3 separate regions of the Homo sapiens genome follow, and regions 2 and 3 are each linked to region 1. Evidence: chromatin loops called from intact Hi-C (ENCODE). Cell type or tissue: pancreas. All regions are shown on one strand.

Region 1 (8,000 bases):
TGCCACCATCTCTGGCTAATTTTTCTATTTTTAGTAGAGATGGGGTTTTGCCATGTTGGCCAGGCTAGTCTTGAACTCCTGACCTCAGGTGATCCACCTGCCTCGGCCTCCCAAAGTGCTGGGATTACAGGCATGAGCCACTGTACCCGGCCCAAAGTTTATTTTACAAATAACAAGAATAATGAATTCAAAAGTTCATAGTGACAGCTGAACACAGTGCTGTGTTCCTGTAGTCCCAGCTACTTGGGAGGCTGAGGCAGGAGGATTGCTTGAGCCCAGGGGTTCAAGGCCGTAGTACGCTATGATTGTGCCTGTGAACAGCCACTATGCTCCAGCCTTGGTAACAGAACGAGACCTCATCTCTAAAAAACAAAAGTTCATAATGACGCTAACAATTATACATAAATTGATGAAAATTAAAAAGATAAAAATATAAGATTGGAGCTAGCTTGGAGTGGTAAATAGTGAGTTCAGTTTGAATATGTTGAAAGGGAAGTATTGGAAGAACATGCAGGTGAAAATGTTCAGTAAATAGTTGTATACGGGTCTGGGGCTCAGGGTAGAGCTCTGAGCTGGAGAGGAATATCTGGGAGTCATCAGTGTATTGATAGTAATTGAAATCATGGAAGTAGATGAGATCTTATACAGACCAAAAAAAAGCAATCTGAGGAGAGAACCTTAGGGGATTGTCTAGACTTATAGAAAGAAAGTTCATGAAGGAGGTGAAGAAGGAGCATTCAGAGAGAGAGAAGACCTAGTAGAGAGCAGTAGAAGCCAGGGGTAGAGGTTTTAGGAGGAGGAAATGACCCCAAAATGCCAAATGCCAGAAATACAGAAAGCAAGTTAAAGACTGAAAAGTCTCCATTGGGTTTAATGACTAGGTCACATGTGACTTTGGTGAGAATAGAGTCAGTGGCATAACGAGGTCTAAGATGGGTTTTCCACACGGATGTCATCTAGGAAGATGGCAGAGTTTGGGAAGAGAGGAGGAACTTAAGATTTTGGTGGGGTTGGTGATAAGGAAGTGCAGAGAACAAAGTAGCTAGATGGCATGAATATTGAGTAGTACGGGTCTAAAAGCAGCGTGGGGCCTGGAAGAATGCTGACTATCTACCTTCCCACTCTTTGGTATATAGGACTAAAAAATTCTCAGCCTCTATTCAGGAGGCTACAGTCAGAATATATGTCAGGAGAACACTGGGTTTCACACCAGATCAGGAAGCTGAGGAAACATTCTATGAAGTGATTGAGGGAGTCTTTTTATTATGGATGGTAATTATGCTTGAAACTAAAGGAGAACAGACAAATAGTCTTCCCCCCTTGGCTGCTTAAGCTTTACCTCTTGTAGTCTGAATGTTTATCTTTGTAACCATTGTAATCAATTAATGAGAATCCTTAGGTAGAATATTACTCTCCTCTTCCCTTTCTCTGTCTGTTCACTTCCTGGGCCCTTGGCTATCCAGTAATTCTACATTCTTGTTAGTCCCAATCTACTCCTCAATCAAAACATTTTCTTCTTCCAGCCCCAAACTTCAGATTCCTCTTTGATTTTTTGTTATATAGAAAATTCAAAGCCAGTACAGCCCTCCTGGGTGGGAGACTAAGGTGTGTTCTGTTAATTCATGAAAAATCAATTACACAGAAAAAGTCTGAAGATACAAAAGCTGTCATAGATTCAAGGGAAAATTGGAATTCCTGATTGGTCATTGAGAAGAAATCTAATGGTCCAGGGCCTGATTCCAGACATGTGCTGTATGCCCATGACCATTATGTTCAGAGGTTCCTGTATCCACGGGACTTAACTTTTTCATGTGAATAGGATTTGATGGGCAGATGAGCAGAAGGAATGTGAATCCATGCTCTAGTCCATTTCCCTATGGCTTCAATTTCATCCTCTACCTTTTGAGCAAAAGAACGACACCATAAAAACTGCTTTCCCACTTCCTCTTCTACTTGGTTGCCTCATTCTCTTTCCATTCCTTCTTTGGGGATTTGCTCCAGTGGGTGGCACAAGCTAGAGTAAGAACTCCGTGGGTCAGAGTATGGGGAAAGCCTGGTACAGTGTCTAACATGAAACTCAGGTGATTTTCTTCTTCCCAAAGTGGGAAATCTGGGGCTGGGTGTGGTGGCTCATGCCTGTAGTACCAGTACTTTGGAAGGCTGAGGTGGGCAGATCACTTGAGGTCAGGAGTTCGAGACCAGCCTGGCCAATATGGTAAAACCTGTCTCTACTAAAAATACAAAAATTAGCCAGGCATGGTGGTGCGTGCCTCTAATCCCAGATTCTTGAGTGGCTGAGGCATGAGAATTGCTTGAACCCAGGAGGCGAAGGCAGTGAGCTGAGATCGCACCACTGCACTCCAGCCTGGGTGACAGAATGAGACTCCGTCTCAAAAACAAAACAAAAAACCAAAGTGGGAAATCTGGTGGGTGGGAGGTACTGGACCAATGAGTTCACACAGGCTAATCTTTCAGACTTCTGGGGTTCATTCCAATAAAGATTTGATTTAATTAAAGAAGAATCTATAAAGTGTCTATTTTGCATGCAGAGCAATATGAGAAATACATAGAAGAAGCATGTGTAATAGGCTGCATAATATCCCCCAAGGGCCTCAGGTCTTAATCTCTATGATTAACCTCTATTTTTCAAATATGTTAGTGTTAACATATTTGGGAAAAGGGTCTTTGCAGATGTAATTAAGGATTTTGAGATTAGAAAATTATCTGGGATTATCTAAGTGGGCCCAAAATGCAATCACATGTATCCTTAAAATAGAGAGGCAGGCCGGGCGCGGTGGCTCATGCCTGTAATCCCAGCACTTTAGGAGACTGAGGGGGCCGGATCACGAGGTCAAGAGATCAAGACCATCCTGGCCAACATGGAGAAACCCCATCTCTACTAAAAATACAAAAATTAGCTGGGCGTGGTGGCAGTTGCCTGTAGTCCCAGCTACTTGGGAGGCTGAGGCAGGAGAATCACTTGAACCTGCGAGGCAGAGGTTGCAGTGAGCCAAGATCGTGCCACTGCACCCCAGCCTGGCGACAGAGCAAGACTGTGTCTCAAAAACAAAACAAAAAACAAACAAAAAAGAGGCAGAGGGAGATTAGACACACACGCAGAGAAGACCATGTAAGGATGCAGCAGAGAGAGATTTGAAGATGCCAGCCTTGAAGATGGGAGCAATGCAGCCAACGAACCAAAGAATCCTGGCAGCTGCCAGAAGCTGGAAAAGGCAAAGAATGGATTCTCCCCTAGAGTGTCTGGAGGGAGCACGGCCCTGCCAACACTCTGATTTTGGCCTAGTGGTGCTGATTTCAGACTTCTGGCCTCCAGAACTGAAAGAGAATAAATTGCTATTGCTTTATGTCACCAAATTTGTGGTAATTTGTTATAGCAGCCACAGGAAATTAATACAGCATGTAACAGTTTGGAAAGGACATAGGAGTAGGTATGCTGACTTACACACACACACACATCCCCCAAGGTGATGAAACAAAGGATACAGGGTCAAATCCAGCACTAAAGCGCATGCCATCCAGCAGCAGTATTTTATGGTGTAAATGTCTTAGTTCACTGGAATCCCTGGTGTCATTCAGTGCCTCTCACTCAGCATTTCCACACAGGCCCACCTCACACATGACACCACCCTTCACAAAGCTCTGCATAAGGACCAATCAGAACCTCAAGCTCAACACAGACAAGAGTTCTGTTGGAACTCTAGGAAGAAAGCCATTCTCTGAAACCTTTCTGGGGCTGGAGCACTTGTCAAGAGTAAACAGAAAAGGAATAAAGCTTGCCTCTTTTTTTGAAAAACCCAGCTGGACAATGGGCATATTCAATGGCCAAGGCCTCCTCTAATTGCTGGCTTGGGAAGAACTGGAGATAACTCAGCAATGGAGAGACAAGGAGGGCTCCTAGGGAACAACTTGGAGACCGAGGAATCTTGCTGAATGCCAGCAGGTTGTAGACACCAAGTGGTGGCTCTTTAGTTGCCATTAACAGCCCTGAGGATTGAGTGCGGATCTATTTCATCTTGAGAAGTTAATATTATTTAATCACAGAAAGTAAAGGCTCCATGTAATTTCATTGGAGCAATCAATGAAAGCATGAGAAATGCCACGCCAGGTCATAACAGTAAATACCCCCAGCACCACATTCTGGCTAGCAGAGGTATCAATGGAGGTCTGTGGGTAGACACTCTCAAAAGGTTAGGAATGTGTACTTCTCTCCCTTCCCGAACAACTCTAACTCGTCTAAAGTGTGACCCATTAGCACCATTAGCATCCACTAGTTGTGTAATCCTTTGGTTTGAGAATTTAGGGCAAGAACTCTGGCTATTATATTTTCTGCTTAGATGCTGAAAAAGGCAGGGCTTCCCTTCATAGTTCAGAATGGTCAGTGGTACCTTCATAAAGTCCTTAACAACCAGTCCCAGATTAAGGTCCCTGTCAGCACAAGCCTTGTCCAGGTGACAGTTTATTTTCTATTGCCCTTCCATACGGAGAAGAACAATGTGAGCTGTCCCAGTGACCACTATATTATGCTACTTCTGATTGTGTTTGCACAGGCTGAATTAACCTCCCTGTGATTTAGAAGTGGAAGGGTCTGAATTTCATTATAGATACAACTTCCATGTTCTTCTCCTTGGCTGGGGCACAGGGATTTTCTTGGAGGGGTCTTGTCATTACTATGCAGATTGCTTTCCTATCATTTGATTGAAATTTCAGGAAGAAGGAAGGTCATTAATGTAACTTCTTCCTCAATTTCTCATTTTAGAAAATCTGGAAGCAGAGCCAGTATAATTCAGCATTACTGAGCCCACTGAGCTCTCCAGGGAAGTATAAATTGAGCACAGAAGCTCTGAAATGGATTGTAACCACAACATCAGAGGTATTCTCAAAAGATCCATTCTCTTGGAAAAAAGTTTGCCAAGTGGAGCTGGATCCACAGCTGCCACTCAAGGCCTGTTTTCCGCAGAGCGCTGTTAAAGAGATTTTACCTGCTTCATAACCCATCCAGTTGTGTAAAGCAGAGGGTGTGAGGGCAGCCACTGCAGGGGTGAGTGCGTGGGTCATTCTATGGGTCTCTTCAGAAAGAGAGCTGCTGTTATATCAGACCTACAAGAAGCAAGGCATGTGTTTCCCAATGCACCACCCTGTCATTTTACCCCCAGAGCCTATTTGGCATCAGCCACCATAAGTAAGGCAAATCTGTTGAAGGCAAGAGACTTGTCAGGCCAAGTTCCCACCACGGCTTTTAGCTCACTGTAGCCTGAACTGGACATACTGTTGTGATTGCACTTCATTCTCCTTACTTAACCAGGATATCAAGAGCGATATAAAGGACATTTACTGAAGTATCAAAATAGTATGAGATCAGAAAGAATCTAAATATCTAATAACAAAAGACTGATTAAACTACAGTACATCTATATCATGGGATACCACACATCCAGTTAAAAAAAAAAAAAAAAGACATGGGCCGGGCGTGGTGGCTCACGCCTATAATCCCAGCACTTTGGGAGGTTGAGGCGGGCGGATCACTTGAGGTCGGAGTTTGAGACCAGCCTGGCCAACATGGAGAAACCCTTTCTCTGCTAAAAATACAAAATTAGCTAGGCGTGGTGGTGCCCACCTGTAATCCCAGCTACTCAGGAGGCTGAGGCGGGAGAATCGCTTGATCCTGGGAGGCGGGGGTTGCAGTGAGCCAAGATCATGCCATTGCACTCCAGCCTGGGCAACAAGCAAAACTCCGTCTCAAAAAAAAAAAAAAAGAAGAAGAAGAAAAAAGAAAGAAAAAAGAAAGACAGGGATTAACATAAACCATATGAAATTACTTCAAAATATATTAAATGAAAAGGGTAAGGTGCAGAAACTATGTATCATGGGAACACTTCAGGTAAATACAAAATTATTTGTAAATGTACATATCTATATACTAGTATAGAAATGTTATACATATAAATTTTATGCTAGACATTTTTTTTCCAGAATATTCAAGGAAGCGTCAAGAGTGGTTGCTTTTGGGGATATAGAGCTTCTTACTTTTACTTCTTTCTATATTTTTTAATGCTAAGTATATATTGTTCTTAATTTTACTTTCATAACAGCTTTCCAAAGTCTCTCCGACCATCCCTCAGAAGGCTTTCCAGCCTCTTCCTCTTGACTCCAGGGTACCTTCTATGGTTATGTAGGCTGCATTCTGAATGTAAGCTCCTAGCCCATGGGACAGAATCCAGTCTGAAGCACGCTTGTCTAGCTGTGAACCCTGTCACTGTGCTGTATCCACTTAGAGGCACATCTTTTTTTAATTCTCCAAAATGCCACCATATGCGCTGGTGGCAGCTCTGCACAGCTCTTCATTCTACCTTTCCCTACCACCCACCCTTTATTTCTGCCACAGTTTGATTTGGTTCTTGCTTCTCACCTACCCTCTTCAGTTTACCTCTTCAGAACATCCCTCATATCCTGCCTTCCTACGCTTAGCCCAGGAATCAGTGAAACTCCAGGCCCATCCACTGCCATGCCCAGCCCAGGCCTGAAATCAAGCAGCCCTCCCAATTTACCCGAAGGGAAGCCATGCTAAGGTGCTCCTGTTGCCCCAACTTCTGCATGTGTACCTGCTGGTATTTATCATGCATAGTTTATGGACAGCAGCTCTAATTATCCACACAAAGGGCAGTGGGTATTGGCACATATCATTCAAAACAGCAGATGACCACAAAATTAGGGCTTCAGGAAGTTGTCCTTGGAAGGTCATTGGTGATTCTTTTTAATATAGATTTTGCCACCGTAGATTTACTCGAATTAAAATTAACTCATATTCTGTTTCGTATCTACTGAATGTAGTAGGACTGAAGTAAAAAAAATCTACCAGCAATTAAATTGACCAGGGATAAAAAAAAAAAATGTGTTTGGGACAATCTGCCTAAAGGGGGCTATATTTAAAACCACATTTAGATTTTTCCTTTCTGTTTTAACATAGGAGCCTTTTCTCAATACTAATATTCAACCTAAGGCCAAAGTACACTTTCTTCAAACGTTTTTCTTATCTTTTATAAAAATCTTGTGTGAGTGCATATGCTATTAGTGAAATTGGTTTTACAAAGCACCCAAAACCTACTCTTATTTAGTTGTAGCCACTTGAATGTCTGTCAGCTTCAACTCAGTTTCTTTGCTGCTCCAGTCTTTGAAGGGAAACATCACCAGCTTATTGATCTTTACATTGCTGGCACTAAATACCATTATTTCGGCTTGCTTCTTTGTCACAACTATAAACATAAATGAAACTTCACATTTTGACTGTTGACTTAAAGGCTTACGGTACCAGAAGGATAAAGGTTTCCAATATATTAATTATAATCACTAGGGGTGTGTGTGTGTGTGTGTGTGTGTGTGTATGTGTGTGTGTTGGTGGGGGGGGCTTGTTTTGTTTTGTTTTTCTTTTGAGATGGAGTTTCAAAAGGCTGCAGTGTAGTGGCGCAATCTCGGCTCACTGCAACCTCCACCTCCCGGGTTCAAGCGATTCTCCTGCCTCAACCTCCTCAGTAACTGTGATTACAGGCATGCACCACCACGCCTGGCTAATTTTGTATTTTTAGTAGAGGTTGGGTTTCTCCATGTTGGTCAGGCTGGTCTTGAACTCCCAACCTCAGGTGATCTGCCCATCTCGGCCTCCCGAAGTGTTGGGACTACAGGCATGAGCCACTGTGCCCAGCCGTGTGTGTGTGTGTGTGTGTGTGTGTGTGTGTGTGTTTACTCATCTTTTGTAATGGTTATGCTTGACTTAGCATATTGGCACATTTTATCAGAGTAATATATATCCACAAAGCCATACTGCTCCTACATGTGAGAATTTAGTTTACGCATTTATGAATGGGTCTATCCGTATCCATTCATGAATGGACATCTTCTCTAAAAAGTATAAAATAGATTATTGTATTCTACAACTATGAGAGCATTAAGAAACAGTAAGTTTTCTTTCTTTCTGTTTTTCTTAT
Region 2 (8,000 bases), 210 kb before region 1:
ATTTTAACTCCAGGAATGTTCTGGTACTGGTAAAGTAAGTAGTAGGATATATCTACTGGACATTTTTTGCTTTTGGAGGTAAGGGATCATCAAACTGTAATAGATATCAGTCAGCACATTGTGCGGGTAATAACATAACATAGGGACTAGAATAATATTCAAATTGTAAGTTTTAAATTTTACAAGAGTCATAGTAAATGTCTTGGACCTAGATCTCAAAGTAAAGAGCAAGTGCTAGGGTTCTGCTGAATAAGGAAGATAAAGGAGCCATTAAGGTAGGCACAGAGTAGTGACGGAGTGGCACTGACAGAGAACAATGGGGAAATGTCTGCCAGTGGTTTCTCCTCTTGAACTAGGGTTGATTATTTGCCCTAAGCAATTAACTCTCTTAATTTTGCTTTTATTTTCTAGCAGATGATATGGGCTTAGGAAAAACCCTGACAATGATTGCGCTCATCCTGACCCAGAAGAATCAAGAGAAAAAGGAAGAAAAGGAGAAAAGCACAGCTTTGACGTGGCTCTCCAAAGATGGTAGACAGAAGTGCCTTAATAGCCTGCCATTCCCTACGTCATTTGAGCCACCCAAGAGGGGAACGTCTTCAGCTAAAAAAGGACACCTTTGGTCATATTTAATTACTCTACTGGAAAACCAGTATTAGATTACTCACCTATCATATCATTTCTGATGCTGAGTATGCTAATTATAAGTGATCATTTTTTCCGTATAAATTTGCCTATAAACTAGGCAGAATTTTATGGAGAAAGCTGAGGCTCTAGAACACTTAATTTAAGCATAATAATAATTCTTATTTTTTGAGACAGGGTCTCGCTCTGTTGCTCAGGCTGGAGTGCAGTGCATGAACACAGCTTACTGCAGCCTAAACCTCCTTGGCTCAAGCGATCCTCCCACCTCAGCCTCCCAAGTAGCTGGGACCACAAGTTTGCACCACCACACCCAGCTAATTTTTTAATTTTTTTGTAGAGATAGGATCTCACCATGTTGCCTGGCTGGTCTCAAACAACTGGGCTCAAGCAATCATCCTGCCTCAGCCTTCCAAAGTGCTGGGATTATAGGTGTGACCCACCATGCCTGGCCAATAATTATTATTTTTGGAAATATTGGGGAAATAACTACAGGGTAGATTCAAATTAATTTTTTTAAAGGAAGATCTGTCACAAATTCACATTTTAGTCACTATAGTGGAAGCTATTTTCCATGTTTCTGAAATTCTAGAAGTTCCTAGATTATAGACACTTTCTATCTTAACATATGTTTTTAAAATGTAGTAACTTTAGCCAGGCACAGTGGTATGCACCTGTAGTCCCAATTGAGGGAGGAGAGGCAGGAGAATCACTTGAGCCTGGGAGCTTGAGGCCAACTGGGCAAGAAAGCAAGACACTGTCTCTTAAAAAAAATTAAATAAAAAGTAATAACTTTATAAGTACTTTAAAGATTGAATATGTTATGTATAGACAACACTACATGTAAGTTGCCATGTATTCAAGTACAGCTCTCAGTTGCTTAGATAGATTAAAAATCTGTGGGCCGGGCATGGTGGCTCACGCCTGTAATCCCAGCACTTTGGGAGGCTGAGGTGGGCGGATAACAAGGTCAGGAGACCGAGACCATCCTGACTAATACGGTGAAACCCCGTCTCTACTAAAAATACAAAAAATTAGCCAAGCATGGTGGCAGGCGCCTGTAGTCCCAGCTACTCAGGAGGCTGAGGCAGGAGAATGGCATGAACCTGGGAGGCAGAGCTTGCAGTGAGCCGAGATCGTGCCACTGCACTCCAGCCTGGGTGACAGAGCGAGACTCCGTCTCAAAAAAAAAAAAAAAAAAAAAATCTGTGGCATCTGCTCTCAGGGCCTCTAATGAGCACTGTTGCAGCTGGGTCCTATATCCCTTTGTGTGTACTAGCAGTATGTGTAAGTAGCACAGGCACACACACGCAGAGATGAGGGGCCATGGTATAAACAAACCATCACTAATTGGTTCCAAACCAATGTTTGCTTATTTTTTAAAAAAGGTTTCTGTACTTAATTTTAAGGTAGAAGTACATTAAGTTATGCTTTTCAGAAAGTATAACAATACTCCATACGCCTCTATAATGAATCAACTCAAGAGGAGTTAGGAAATGATCCAGCTTTCACTTCCAGCCACTCTGTGAAAGCACATTGCTTTTTCACACTGAGGTCATGTGCCACCCACTTTCCTCCCCCTGTTTAGCCTCTCTTTCTGCCTGTACTTTTAGTGGAGAAAATAAGTAATCAAGTGTTTCAGTTTAAAAGACCATTTCTTCCATTTCCTACTTCACTATAGGCTCTGTATAGAAATAAGAGCAATGGTTAAACATATTAATTGAAGGAGTAAAGTCAGTCAAGAGGAAGAGGTAATGCCTTTAAGTTAAAGGCCGGTCAAACACGATGACTCACACCTGTAATTCCACTGTGGGAGGCTAAGGCAGGAGGATCACTTGAGCCTAGGAGTTTGAGACAGCCTGGGTAACACAGCAAGACCGTGTCTCCATATATTAAAAAAGAAAAGTTAAAAGCCATTTGGTGAATGTAACTAGGCACTGATTTTTTTCCCTTCTCAAGACTCTTGTGACTTTACTTCCCATGGAACACTAATCATCTGTCCTGCCTCCCTGATCCATCATTGGAAAAATGAGGTGGAGAAACGGGTGAACAGCAACAAACTAAGAGTCTATCTCTACCATGGGCCAAACCGGGATTCACGTGCCAGAGTGTAAGTGCAGGAATACGCAGTTGTGGGGGCGTTCAGCACCTCTGCCCAAGGGCCCACGGGCCTTTGCTCCCATCCCTGAGATTTCACTTAATCAGGACGCGTATTTGTGAAAGCCAAAGACAGATCTTTAGTCTCGTCACCATACAGCCTTTGCGTTGTATCCTGAGGTCTACTGGTGATCTTTTGCTGTGTCCTTGTCATTGTCCTCAATGAAAGCTGCCCTGTGAGGAGGCCTGAGATGCCGGAGCTGCCATTCAGGTGACAGCAGCATTCCCCTAGTCAAGGAGATGTGTCGCAAGGCCCTCATGGCTGCTGGAGTTCTGATTCCAGGTGTACATAGTGTGAATGGAACCAGCCCAGTTCTACAGAGCATCTTGATAGAATGCTAATGATTAGTTGCTATAGGTTGATTATATTTTTATGACTTTTTAATATATGAACCATCTAAGATGCTTTAGACTCAATAATTTAGGACGATTAGAGTTAACTATAAATTCTTGAAGAGGGATGCTCAGGAAGGAGGGAAGAAAATGCTTCCCCACATGGCAATCTTAGTCCTAGTCTTTGTCTTTTGGTTTTAAAGGAATTGTTTTCTGTTCTTAATTGCGGAGTGAAGATCTAGATTGAATACTGGCTGCTGTAGTCAAGGATGAGAACAAAGTTATTTCTGCCTCTAAGTAATTTCTCTCCCCAGCCTCCAATTTGGATATTTTATCTCCTAAAGAACGGGGCGGCAGTCTTTCAGGAGTAAGTTGTTAGATTGGTGCCCCTCTGTCTTATGACAGGCCAGTTCTCATGACTGAGAGTCGCTTCTGCAGGCAAAAGGCATCAGGGTGGCAGTGGCAGGCCTGCAGGCCTTCCCTGGCATAGATTACTGTGAGTTGTCTGCCTTTGTGCTAAATTTTTATTTAGAAATAAATTGAATCTCACTTGATTTGTACTTTGAGCCTAACTTGTTTGGTATTTAGAATGTACTAGTTGACCGATTAGAATCATTCTGAATTATACTTCTTTATATGATAGTAGGGTAACTTGTAGACACTGCTGCCTCTCTGAATTAGGCATATCATTTTTATCAAAAGTATTTATTGAGGTTCTCTTGGGGCTGGGCATGGTGGCTCATGCCTATAATCCGAGCACTTTGGGAGGCCGAGGCAGGCAGATCACTTGAGCTCAGGAGTTCGAGACCAGCCTAGGCAACATGGTGAAACCCATCTCTACCAAAAATACAAAAATTAGCTGGGTGTGGTGGTGTGCACTTGTAGTGCCATTTACTTGGGAGGCTGAGGTGGGAGAATCGCTTGAGCCTGGAAGGTGGAGGTTGCAGTGAGCCAAGATCACACCCCTACACTCCAGTCTGGATGACCAGGGTAGGTTACTCACCTATTATTATCATTTCTGATGCTGAGTATGCTAATTATAAGTGATAATTTTTCCCTTTTAATATAAACTTGGCTTGATCTATGATTAGCAGAATTTTACTTTATTTCAATAAATACTTTATTTTATTTTATTATTTTATTTACTTTTGAGACAGGATAGAGTGAGACCCTACCTTGTCTCAAAAAATAAATAAATAAAATAAAGTATTTATTGAAGTTCTCACAATATTAAGCTTCACTGGAAAAAGATTTGTGTTTCTCATTAATAATCTTTATATGTAAGGAGTATAAGCAAGATACACTGAAAGCTTACAGCATGTATTTTTATATCTTAATGTCAAACTAGATCAGTGAATTTTCACAAATCCATTATAGAGTGGTGGGAGGAAAGCACCATTGATACAAGGTGAACAGTGTTTTGAAGTTATCTTTCTCCCCTGGGACTTTGGTGTCATCCATCTCAAATCATTATTAAATGTTAATTCCCAACTCTATCCTACTTTCTGTTATTTCCCAACTCTATCCTACTTTCTGTTCTGGCCAGATCATATTAAGCATTATATTATCCCAGCCAGAGAATTTTCTTTCTGACTCACTGGATGGTAAGAGGGAGGCTGTGGTAGCTATAGTGAGCAGACGGTAAATGATCAGAGGTAAGAGATAGGGAAACCCAAGTGGGTAAAATTTACCTCCAAAATGTGTGTGTGTGTGTGTGTGTGTGCGTGTGTGTGTTAAGGACACAAGTTAATGAGTTCTGCTGTTTGTCCTTCCATTTGTAGGCATTTTTATTGAAAGATCAACTCTGCCTCTCTCATTGTCCCTCTATAGTGGGACCATTTATTGATTTCTTTGTTATGTCTACGCAGCCTCTCTACATATGACATCGTGATCACTACCTATAGCCTCGTGGCCAAGGAGATTCCCACAAACAAGCAAGAGGCAGAGATCCCAGGTGCAAACCTCAATGTGGAGGTGAGGCTGGGGGGCAGCCAGGGAAGTGGAGTTGGAGCCACAGATGGTTTAATGGGAGTCTTTCTCAGCCTCCACGATAGCAAGAGGACCTCCCTGGAGGTCAGGAATGCTGTAAATGATCCGCATGTGGAAAGGAATTGTTCTTTCCTCTATCCCATCACCCTTATTCCAGACAACCACCTCAGTGATAAAGATCAACCTATGCCACAGGATTCAGCTGCCTTTTAGAATGAAAGATGACTGCATTGTATTTGTGGGGGTAATAATCACCTGAATATATAAAAGCCTTACTTGTTGCTATTTTTATTTTAGAGTATTTGGGGTATATACTCATGATATTTTTAATATTTATTGTGCAGACTAGTATTTTACTACTAGTATTTTGATTTTAAGCCATCTTTCCCTGCCTCCCTTTACTTCCCAGAAAAAAAAAAAGGGTTGCAAATAATAAGGCCAGAGGCTAAGTGACAATTGTGAATACGTGATGGTCTTCTAGGGTGTCCAGGGCAGCCTCAGTTATGTGATGTAGAGGCTTTATCATGTAATTATACTCTGAAAATACAGTATTATCCCAAGAACTCATTTTTCTATATGTTATCCTTTTAGCCCAACGGGATATTCACAGGTTTCTGTATTTGGAGAGATCTCTAGAACATTTCTCCAGCTTATAACCAACTCTGACTTATAGATGATGAACTTTTCAGATTGCTCACTGGTTTTCCATTGCTTTTGGGATAAACCCTAAATTTCTTTTCATGATGTATTAGGCTTCATTTATTTATTTATTTGAGGCAGAATCTCACTCTGTCGCCCAGGATGGAGTGCATGGTGCGATCTTGGCTCACTGCAACCTCTGCATCCCGGGTTCAAGCGATTCTCCTGCCTCAGCTTCCCAAGTAGCTGGGATAACAGGTGCCCGCCACTATGCTCGGCTAATTTTTTGTATTTTTAGTAGAGATGGGGTTTCGCCATGTTGGCCAGGCTGGTCTCGAATTCCTGACCTCAAGTGATCCACCCGCCTCGGCCTCCCAAAGTGCTGGGATTATAGGCATGAGCCACCATGCCTGGCCATATTAGGCTCTTTATGATCTTGCCCTACCTGTATGTCGCTCATCTCTTGATGACACCCTGCCCCTCCCTGGGGCACCTCTTGCTCAGTCATACCAAGGGATCTGTAGTTCCCACCATGCTCTGTCACAGTGTTGTGTCTGTTCTCCCTCCGAATGAAACGCTTTGCCTCCACTCCTTCTCCCAGGTTAATTTTTTTAAACCTGCTTCAAGAATCTTTTCTGGACCACTCCCTTCCCACCTTCCCCCGGTTTGGTTGAATGCCTCTGCCAGCACCTTGTGCTTACATAAGTTATAGCACTTTGTTTCTTCAGCAGACGTTGAGTATCCACTATGGGTCAGGTGCTGTTTCGTCAAGAGCAGCCAGATTCCCACTTCAGGTATTGAACTAGCCAGTGGGACTTACTATATCTATATCGTATTGTAATTATCTTTACACTTGTTTTTCTCCCCTGCTAGATTTTGAGCTCTTGCAGGTAGGAACTGTTTTTTATATCTGGTTTAGCATCTCACATCTAAAAGTAGACTTTTGGAAAATTGTTAGTAAATTTAGTAAAATTTAGTAAATGTTTTATTGAGTGAGTGAATTTGCAGGTTCAATGCCTGGTGTAGTCATGGTCTACAGCCATTGCTTAAGTGTGTATTTAAAGAATAAAAGAAAAGTCGGCTGGGCGCGGTGGCTCATGCCTGTAATCCCAGCACTTTGGAAGGCCGAGGCGGGTGGATCACGAGGTCAGGAGATCGAGACCATCCTGGCTAACACGATGAAACCCCGACTCTACTAAAAATACAAAAAATTAGCCGGGTGTGGTGGCGGGCGCCTGTGGTCCCGGCTGCTCGGGAGGCTGAGGCAGGAGAATGGCGTGAAGCCCGGAGGCGGAGCTTGCAGTGAGCCGAGATCTCGCCACTGCACTCCAGCCTGGGCGACGGAGCGAGACTCCCATCTCAAAAAAAAAAAGGAAACCCAAATTTGAAAACATTTTACTCTTAGACATCTTATGTTCAAAGACTGAGACTCTCAAATAACTTATTTGAACCAGTTGAGACGTTTTACTCTTGGGTTTCTTAATTCTTATTTCAGTGTACCTGAGCTAAGCAAATTTAAAGGTAAATGTGGGTCCTCCATGCTTGCCTGCTATTTCCCCTTGTGTCCTTAAGGACATGTACATTTTCCCATATTGTGGCTGGATTTCACTTGTGATTCTTCCAGGGCACCTCAACACCTTTGCTTCGAATAGCCTGGGCTCGAATCATATTGGATGAAGCTCACAATGTTAAGAATCCCCGAGTGCAGACTTCCATAGCTGTGTGTAAGCTACAAGCCTGTGCCCGTTGGGCTGTCACTGGAACCCCCATTCAAAACAACTTATTGGATATGTATTCGCTGCTGAAGTGAGTAACTTCTCGTGATTGTGTAAATATGAACCCTGTCTGTATCCCTTCATCATTATTTCATGTCTCATAATAAAGCCTTAGTATGTGCCAGATTATCTTGTTTAGGAGATGGCAGGCCTGTCAACCTTTAAAGGACAAAAGAATAAATATTTATGAGAAAATAGCTGTTGATTGGTTGATATAGGACTTTGATTACATTCAGCCCTTATATATATATGCAAAAATATAGGACTTTATATATGCAAAATATATGCAAAATATATGCAAATATATGCTATATATATATATATATGCAAAAATTATTCTTAAGTCCAGTGAATGTTTTCGGCTACTTCTGCTTTAAAACATATGGTCTAGGGCTAGCACTACAATTTATTTGAAGCAAACAAAAAAGAATGTTGATTTTAAAATATTTCCATTTGGCTGAGTGC
Region 3 (8,000 bases), 220 kb before region 1:
ATATTCTTTCAGTAAAGATTTCAAGTACTTGATATGCTTTAAACAACAGCAGGAGTTTGTTCTTGATTTATTTCTGTAAGTAGTAGCACCCACTGATGGCAGCTGTTACTTTGAATTTTATGCATTCAAAGCATTTCAGAAATTGTATTACATATGTTTAATATAATATCCTATTGCAATGAGAAAAATTAAAGAAACCAGTAAGATTTTAAAAATTGTGAACTTGGATGGGAAAATTGTGTTTGTACAAGAGGGAGGGGCTGGACCTATTTTCTTTTTAGCTTAACTTTTATGGACAACTTGTCCATTTGGGCTTGTTCATCTTTGTTTATGTGTCCTGGTGAAGTAGTGGCATCAAGGGACCAGGACCTGCTCAGGACCCCTGAATTAGGATGCAGACTGTTGTGATTCATGTTGTACATCATGGGACTAATTTAGGAAGTTAGAAAAAGAACAATAAATTAAACTGAAGGAAAGCAGAAGGAAGGAATTAATGTTGGTAAAAATTGCATTTAATGAGTTAGAAAGCAGCATATAGATAACTAATAAAGAAAATCAGAGGCTAACCTGGTCAAGAAGAACAGCACAAATACATAACATGAGAAATAAGGAGCTGCACCACAGATGTATTGAAATGTACATGAAATGACATATGCACAGTTTCACTCCTTGTGCCACTGCTTTTAATAGTAAAGGATAAGAAACAGCTGAACCGCCCACCAAGAGGGTTCTGGTTAAAAATAATGCAACATCCCATACAGTGGAAAACCACAACTGGAAAAAAATAATAAAAACAAGGATCTTCCTTACATATATGTTATTATAGAAAAATTTTCAAGGTATTAGGTAAAAAAAGAAAGGCAAGGTATTCAGCAGTATGTATGTTATGCTACCCATTTGTGTAGAGGAGGAAGAAAGAATGTATATTGACTTGAATATGCATTTAAAAATCTCTGGAAAGGTAAACAAAAAACTAATGAGCAGTTACATGTTGGGAGAGAAGTGAACTGGGCAGATAGGGTATGAGGGGGCTTCTCACTGTGTTTTTAATACTTATTGATTGAATACTTTACCTATTTCAGCAGACAAAATATATATTTTTAAAGCTCTTATTTAATCAATTAAAAGTTTTTGAGGAGTTATTTTAGGTAATTACATAAATCAGTTCTATTTTATGCAGCAATACTTAATTACGTACAACAGGCAAGTCATAGTTGGGAATAAAGAGATCATGTATGGTTTTTGCCCTCTAGTAGCTGAAAATATACCTGGACAGTCAGCTATATTTTATAGCTGGACAGTCAGCTTTATTAGGTTGGTGTAAATGTAATTGTGTTTTTTGCCATTAAAAGTAATGGCACAGAGGCAGTTCATGGATTAAACAGGGAAGGGAATGTGGGGAAACCTTGCCAAGCAGGTACGACTTAAGATGGGCCTTGAGGGACCAGTAGGACTTCCGTAGCTGGAGATGGGGGAGATGGTAGACAGATTGGGATGATGAGGATATCCTTTGGATGGAGAGTAGTACCCATGCAAAGTCTAGTAGACTGGAGGGTGCATGGCTTAGTTCGGCAGTGGAACAGCTTAGACACCTCTGGATAGCTGGAGTATGGGCTGTGTTTGTGTGTGCAGGAACTTTCTTGCACTGGGATGTTAAATCTGTATTCAGCCTTCTTTTTTTGGTGGAAGAGTGTAAATATATACAGAAGTAAGATAGGGTACTGTAGCATGAGCTTCAACAATTGCCAGCTCATGGCTACTCTTGTTCTATATGTATCCTATCCACTTCACCCCGTAACTCCTGCCCTATTTTGAAAAAAATCCCAGATAACATTATTTCATCTGTCAATATTTTAGTATGTAGCTTTAAAAGATACGGACTTTTTTTTTTTTTTTTTTTTTGAGACAGAGTCTCACTGTGTCGCCAGGCTGGAGTGCAGTGGTGCAATCTCGGCTCACTGCAACCTACGCCTCCCGGGTTCAAGCGATTCTCCTGCCTCAGCCTCCTGAGTAGCTGGGACTACAGGCATGTGCCACCACGCCGGGCTAATTTTTGTATTTTTAGTAGAGACGGGATTTCACCATGTTGGCCAGGATGGTCTCGATCTCTTGATCTCGTGATCCGCCCACCTCAGCCTCCCGAAGTGCTGGGATTACAGGTGTGAGCCACCGCACCCGGCCAAGATATGAACTATTTTTTAAAAAATATTTGTATGTTTTAGAGAAGGGAGTCTTGCTGTGTTGCCCAGGTTTGAGTGCAGTGGCTATTCACAGGCACAATCTTAGCACATTGCAGCCTCTGGCCTCAAATGATCCTCCTGTCTCAGGCCCCTGAGTAGAGGGGACTATAGGTGTGTGCCACTGCATCCAGCTGCACTCTTTTAACATACCAGTTGGTTTACATATTTTCAGTGGACTCATAAATGTCATAGTTTTTTTTTAGTAGTTTTAATTTGTTTAAATCAGGATCCAAATAAGGTTCACAAATTGGAATTGATTAATATGTCTTTTAAGTCTCTGAAGTTTTCCCTTCATCTTTTTTTCTCCCTCGTAACTTATTTGTGGAAGGGATCAGGTTGTTTGTCCTATAGCGTTTCCCACTGCCAAGATTTTGAAGGTTATATTCTCCACAGTATAGTTTTACGCCTTCTTCTGTTGTTTCTATTTCCTATAAATTGGTAATTGGATCTAGAGGTTAGTTTTTTGTTTGTTTTGGCTTCGTTGTTTTGGGGTTTTTTTTGGGGCAACATTGCTTTGTAGCTAGTGTTGTGACCCCCCTTCAGGGACACACAGTGTCTGGCTGTCTCTCATTTCTCTGATTTTAGTAGCCATTGCTGATCAGTGTTTCTATTTCAGTCATTCGTTACAGACTAAAAAGAATAAACCTGTGTGCATTCTCTGGCTACCATGCCATATTTATTCTTGGACTTCCTAGCCCTTATAAATGTTCTGTGCAGTAAATAATTTTTAAATGTGTATATAAAAGTAATTGGTTTCAAGTGACCTCCCAAAGCCAGGTTCAAATAGTTGCAAGATGTTTTCTTGGATTAAAAATAAGCTTATCTCTTGTTCTAATGGATTTTCATAGCCTTGATTATTTGTGTTTTATACTTCATTAGATTGTTCTTCCGATGCATTAGAAGTAAGGCAGAGGGGAAACGCTGGTGTGGAAGTATTCCATGGCAGGTAGGAATTATTCATCTGTTTTCAAACCTGCTGTGTTAAGACTTTTAATATGCAGCATCACCTGAAAATACCTTGAAGTTCACGTAAATGAGTTGGTCTTCATCAGACTGTCTCCGAAAGATAGTTTTCTTTAAGCAAGGTAGGCCCTGTTGGGACTTTTATTCAAAGGATCATTTAGTCGTAATCAAGATTAATTATTTGCATCCTATTTCACTTAGTAAATATTTTTTGAGGTCTTAAATGTAGTCAGTATTCTTTTACTCAAGGAAAAAAATAGATTTCCTTGACTAACTCTTGTATCTTTTTATAGAGGAATTTCTACTTGATACTGGTATAAGCTAAGTATAAGCATAAGCTCCTAGTATGTTAGAACTAGGAGGAGCATCTCCTAATAGGAGAAGCCCTACAGATATTCAGTACGTGAGGAACTAGAAGTAGGGAGGTGATAAGACTTGTTTTGGCAGAGGTGTGGCTTGAACTTACGATTCTAGATTACCACAGTAAAATCCTCCTAAAGCCAAAATCAAAGCAAGTGTTTTAAGACAATGTTTAGGTTTGGGGAAAAGTTCATCTTAAGAGAATAGTTTTTTTCCTGAAAAGTATACACTGTGGCCATTGTGATTGTAAAAGCACTTTGGTTTGTCACTACTTTTCCTTGAGGCCTGGAAAAGAGTGATCATGGACAGAGAAGGAACCAAGCTTCGAAAGTATCGTGAAGAAATGAGTCCTTTGTGGGTTTGGCACGTCATCTTTTCTAGACGTGGAAATGGTACCAAGAATGTTCAGGAAATATTGGACTGCTTTTACTGTGTTTCCATTTCTTCTGCAGAATAATCCTAAGTGAATTAATGCAGGAACAGAAAACCAAATATCATATGTTCTCACGAGCAGGAGCTAAACATTGAGCACCCATAAACATGGGAACAATAGATACTGTGAACTACTGGAGAGGGGAGGAGGGCATGGGTTAAGAAACTATCTATTGGGCACTATGCTCACTGCCTGAGTGCAATATACTCATATAACAAAGCTGCATATGTACCCCCTGTATATAAAATAAAAGTTGAGATGAAAAGGAAAGGCATTCTAGATACGAAGTTTGTATTAATATTTTATATGAAGATTAATTATTTTGTCTTTAGGATCCTGATTCCAAAGAACATTCTGTATCCAATAAGTCTCAGCATGCATCTGAGACATTTCATCATTCTTCCAACTGGCTGAGAAATCCATTCAAGGTACTTGACAAGAATCAAGAACCAGCTCTCTGGAAACAGCTCATCAAAGGTGAAGGTGAGGAAAAGAAGGCTGATAAGAAGCAAAGAGAAAAGGGAGATCAGCTTTTCGATCAAAAGAAAGAACAGAAGCCTGAAATGATGGAGAAAGACCTCTCATCTGGCCTGGTACCAAAGAAAAAACAATCTGTAGTTCAAGAGAAGAAGCAAGAAGAGGGAGCAGAGATTCAGTGTGAGGCAGAGACTGGAGGCACACACAAAAGAGACTTTTCTGAAATTAAATCTCAACAGTGCCAAGGTAATGAGCTTACAAGACCATCTGCATCTTCTCAGGAGAAATCAAGTGGTAAGAGTCAAGATGTCCAAAGAGAATCAGAACCTCTGAGAGAAAAGGTTACCCAGCTTTTGCCTCAAAATGTTCACAGTCACAACTCAATAAGCAAGCCCCAGAAAGGGGGACCCCTCAACAAGGAGTACACGAACTGGGAGGCTAAAGAAACAAAGGCAAAGGATGGCCCTAGCATACAGGCCACCCAGAAAAGCCTGCCTCAGGGGCATTTCCAAGAGCGGCCGGAGACCCACAGTGTGCCTGCTCCTGGAGGACCAGCGGCTCAGGCTGCACCAGCAGCACCAGGGCTTTCCCTGGGTGAGGGCCGTGAAGCTGCCACAAGCAGTGACGACGAGGAGGAAGATGATGTTGTTTTTGTTTCCTCTAAGCCTGGGAGCCCCCTACTCTTTGACTCGACTCTGGACTTAGAGACGAAGGAAAACCTCCAATTCCCTGATCGAAGTGTGCAAAGAAAGGTGTCTCCTGCCTCAGGTGTTTCCAAGAAGGTAGAACCCTCAGACCCAGTAGCCCGGCGTGTCTACCTTACAACACAACTGAAACAAAAGAAGGTAACTATTGACTCGTGTTTTGTTTCTGAGGTCAGAGCATTGCTTGTTATGGGCAGATATGAGATCTCATTGCTACAGAAGGGTTAAATATGTTCATGTGAAGGTTTTATAGGTGCATGTTCAGTTTCTGCCTTTTCCCCTATTTATATTTTCAAGATTGGTAAGCCAGCTGGGTTAAAATTTAAAAAAGGTTCTGGTTTTTGCACACATATTTAAAAGACCATAATTTCAGAGTTTGGGTGTTTCAGGCTATTTTAATCTGAAACTATTCATCTAACAGTGTGAGAGGAGAGATCCATTTGATGGAATCTGTTTTTCAGAGCACACTGGCATCAGTGAACATCCAGGCTCTTCCAGACAAGGGTCAGAAGTTGATCAAACAAATCCAGGAGCTGGAGGAAGTACTCAGTGGTCTTACCCTTTCCCCAGAGCAAGGTAAAGTGGCTTATGCCTCAGAACTCCGGGTTTGCATCGACTTTACAAGAGACATTCGGGAAGCCCTTTTAATAAAGAATGTGTTGATTCATTCACTTTTCCATTTTATTATCTGCTTCTGAGACTTCTTTCACATTACACCTATGGTTCATAAAAAACTTTCTCCTGTTTCCTGTGGACTCTACTTTCTTCCCCATTGTTTAAGCAACTGTTAAAATGCTACCTTCTCTAGGAATCCTTCATCGGAATGGTGATGATCCCTCTCTCTTGACCTCACCTCCACACATATGGTCCCTTCACTTAGTTTGCTGAACTTTAATCTGCTCTTCCCTTGTTTTCTGAGCAGGAACTAATGAGAAGAGTAACAGTCAAGTACCACAGCAGAGTCACTTCACCAAAACTACCACTGGCCCTCCCCACCTGGTGCCTCCCCAACCCCTTCCTCGTCGTGGTACCCAACCTGTGGGTTCTCTAGAACTAAAGTCTGCCTGCCAGGTGACTGCTGGAGGATCCAGTCAGTGCTATCGAGGTAAGACCCAAGGGCCTGACCCTGCTGTGAATAGCCACCCCTGTGAGTTACGTGCCACCCGGTACAGTAGTCACCTCTTATCCACACTTTCAGTTAACCTTAGTCACCTGTGGTTCAAAAAAAGGTGAGTACAGTACAGTAAGATATTTTGAGAGAGAAAGAGACAGAAACCACATTCACATAACTTTTATTACAGTATATTCTTATAATTCTTCTATTTTATTATTATTGTTAAATGCTTTCTGTCCCTAATGTATTAAAGTTTAAAATAGGTATGTACGTATGGGGAAAAAAAAAAGCCAAAACATAGTATGTGTAGGGTTCAGTACCATCCAGTTTCAAGCATCCACTGGGGGTCTTGCAACATACGCCCTGTGGATAAGGAGGGACTACCGTAGATGTCTTTGTGCCCACATGAGGGGAGAAGCCATTCTTAAGTCAGAAGTTGCCCATATAATAAAGATTGTGCAGCTCAGTAGAGCTTTGCATCGTGTTACTTAGCTTTCTGTGAGGGCACAGACTGTGTCTACCTTGTTCACCACTGTATGCTGATTAGTCAGCTCAGTGGCTGGCACATAGGAGTCATCCAGTCAGCATTTGTGGATGAAAACTCTAGCTCGCATCATTATGAGGTAGGCAGACCTGCAGATATGCTCTTATTCTTTCGTGTGTGTGTAAGTGTGTGTAAGACTGAGGAGAGACATGAGTCAAGACTGATGACTAATAGATCCACAGAGAGCAATAACACCCTATTAGCTAAGTGTTTCCTTCCTGAACTTTCTAGGCAACTTTGAATTCAGAGGTAACTGCAGAATGAAGATTCCAAGTGGAGCCTGAAATGTGTAATAGGATCAGTTGACAGGAGACTGATCAGGAGATAGGAGCTTGGAGATTGGGTTGGCTGGCAGTGACCAGAAAAGCAAAAGCCACTTGTTTCCCAACTGAGAACTGCTAGAGACATGGAAAGTTGAGGAGAGTAGTTAACAAGGAGGGTAAGAAACAGATACAGGGCCATTTGTAGCTAAGTTCACTCTAAAGGGATAAAGAAAACATACTTGTGACATCTTTTAGGTAACACCTATTTGTATGCAGGCCATACAAACCAAGATCACGTTCATGCAGTGTGGAAAATCACAAGTGAAGCCATCGGTCAACTGCATCGCTCACTTGAGTCATGTCCTGGTGAGACGGTTGTGGCAGAAGATCCCGCCGGGCTGAAGGTGAGCCAGGGAAGACTCCTGGTGTAGTCCTCTATGACAGTGCTCCAGCAGCCCCATGAAACTGCTGGCAGAGAGACTTTCTGAGATACCTTTCCTACAGACAGATGCTTAAATGGCTTCCCTTGCAGCATCCTCTCCTTTTATGCTTAACAGTGCAAACAATAACAACAAAACCCCTTTTTTAAAAAGTCATAAAGTTACTTATTTCTGTAGCAGTAAAGGATCCATTTGTTGAGTTGGTAGGTGCCACAAGAATGTGAAGGAATTGTTGCTTGTAATGAACTAGTTGGGGTGAAAATACATATACAATGTAAATAAAACAATTAGCAAAGGCTTTAAGGCAGAAATAAGGGGTGCCTTGTAATATACTATAAAGTACAAAAGGGATTCAGAATAAAGGAAACATCACTCTAGGTCAGTGATTATTTGTTGTCTGCCTACTTTGTGCCTTAAAGGTTGAAAGCCTTTAGATAGCAGAGAGGAAAGGAATAAAACGCT

Evidence for each region. Hi-C counts contacts between places; a loop is a spot of excess contacts. Peaks named below come from ENCODE experiments on the same cell type or tissue, not always from the same donor. Only the 100,000 strongest peaks of a DNase experiment are listed, where the experiment ranks them.
Region 2: a loop joins it to region 1, with 3 times the contacts of the local background. A loop is called at or near these places in 8 of 110 quality-filtered maps.
Region 3: it touches region 1 in a loop (2.9-fold over the local background); 77 of 110 quality-filtered maps call a loop at or near these places.

What each region holds. Positions count from the first base shown.
Region 1 is chr1:117,291,743-117,299,742 of GRCh38, forward strand. LINC01525 (long intergenic non-protein coding RNA 1525) reads left to right here and starts at 3,724. Exons shown (of 3, transcript NR_126408.1): 1 at 3,724-3,961; 2 at 4,778-4,891. In pancreas, no CTCF peak of the experiment used is centred here; no DNase peak of the experiment used is centred here.
Region 2 is chr1:117,081,417-117,089,416 of GRCh38, forward strand. It overlaps TTF2 (transcription termination factor 2), which reads left to right. Exons shown (of 23, transcript NM_003594.4): 10 at 412-531; 11 at 2,602-2,752; 12 at 5,001-5,106; 13 at 7,385-7,566. Among named protein-coding and RNA genes, the nearest start is that of MIR942, 9.2 kb to the right of the region's middle. In pancreas, no CTCF peak of the experiment used is centred here; no DNase peak of the experiment used is centred here.
Region 3 is chr1:117,070,542-117,078,541 of GRCh38, forward strand. It overlaps TTF2 (transcription termination factor 2), which reads left to right. Exons shown (of 23, transcript NM_003594.4): 4 at 3,120-3,186; 5 at 4,329-5,318; 6 at 5,639-5,753; 7 at 6,100-6,282; 8 at 7,375-7,502. Among named protein-coding and RNA genes, the nearest start is that of TTF2, 14 kb to the left of the region's middle. RefSeq lists an enhancer at 6,338-7,537. In pancreas, no CTCF peak of the experiment used is centred here; no DNase peak of the experiment used is centred here.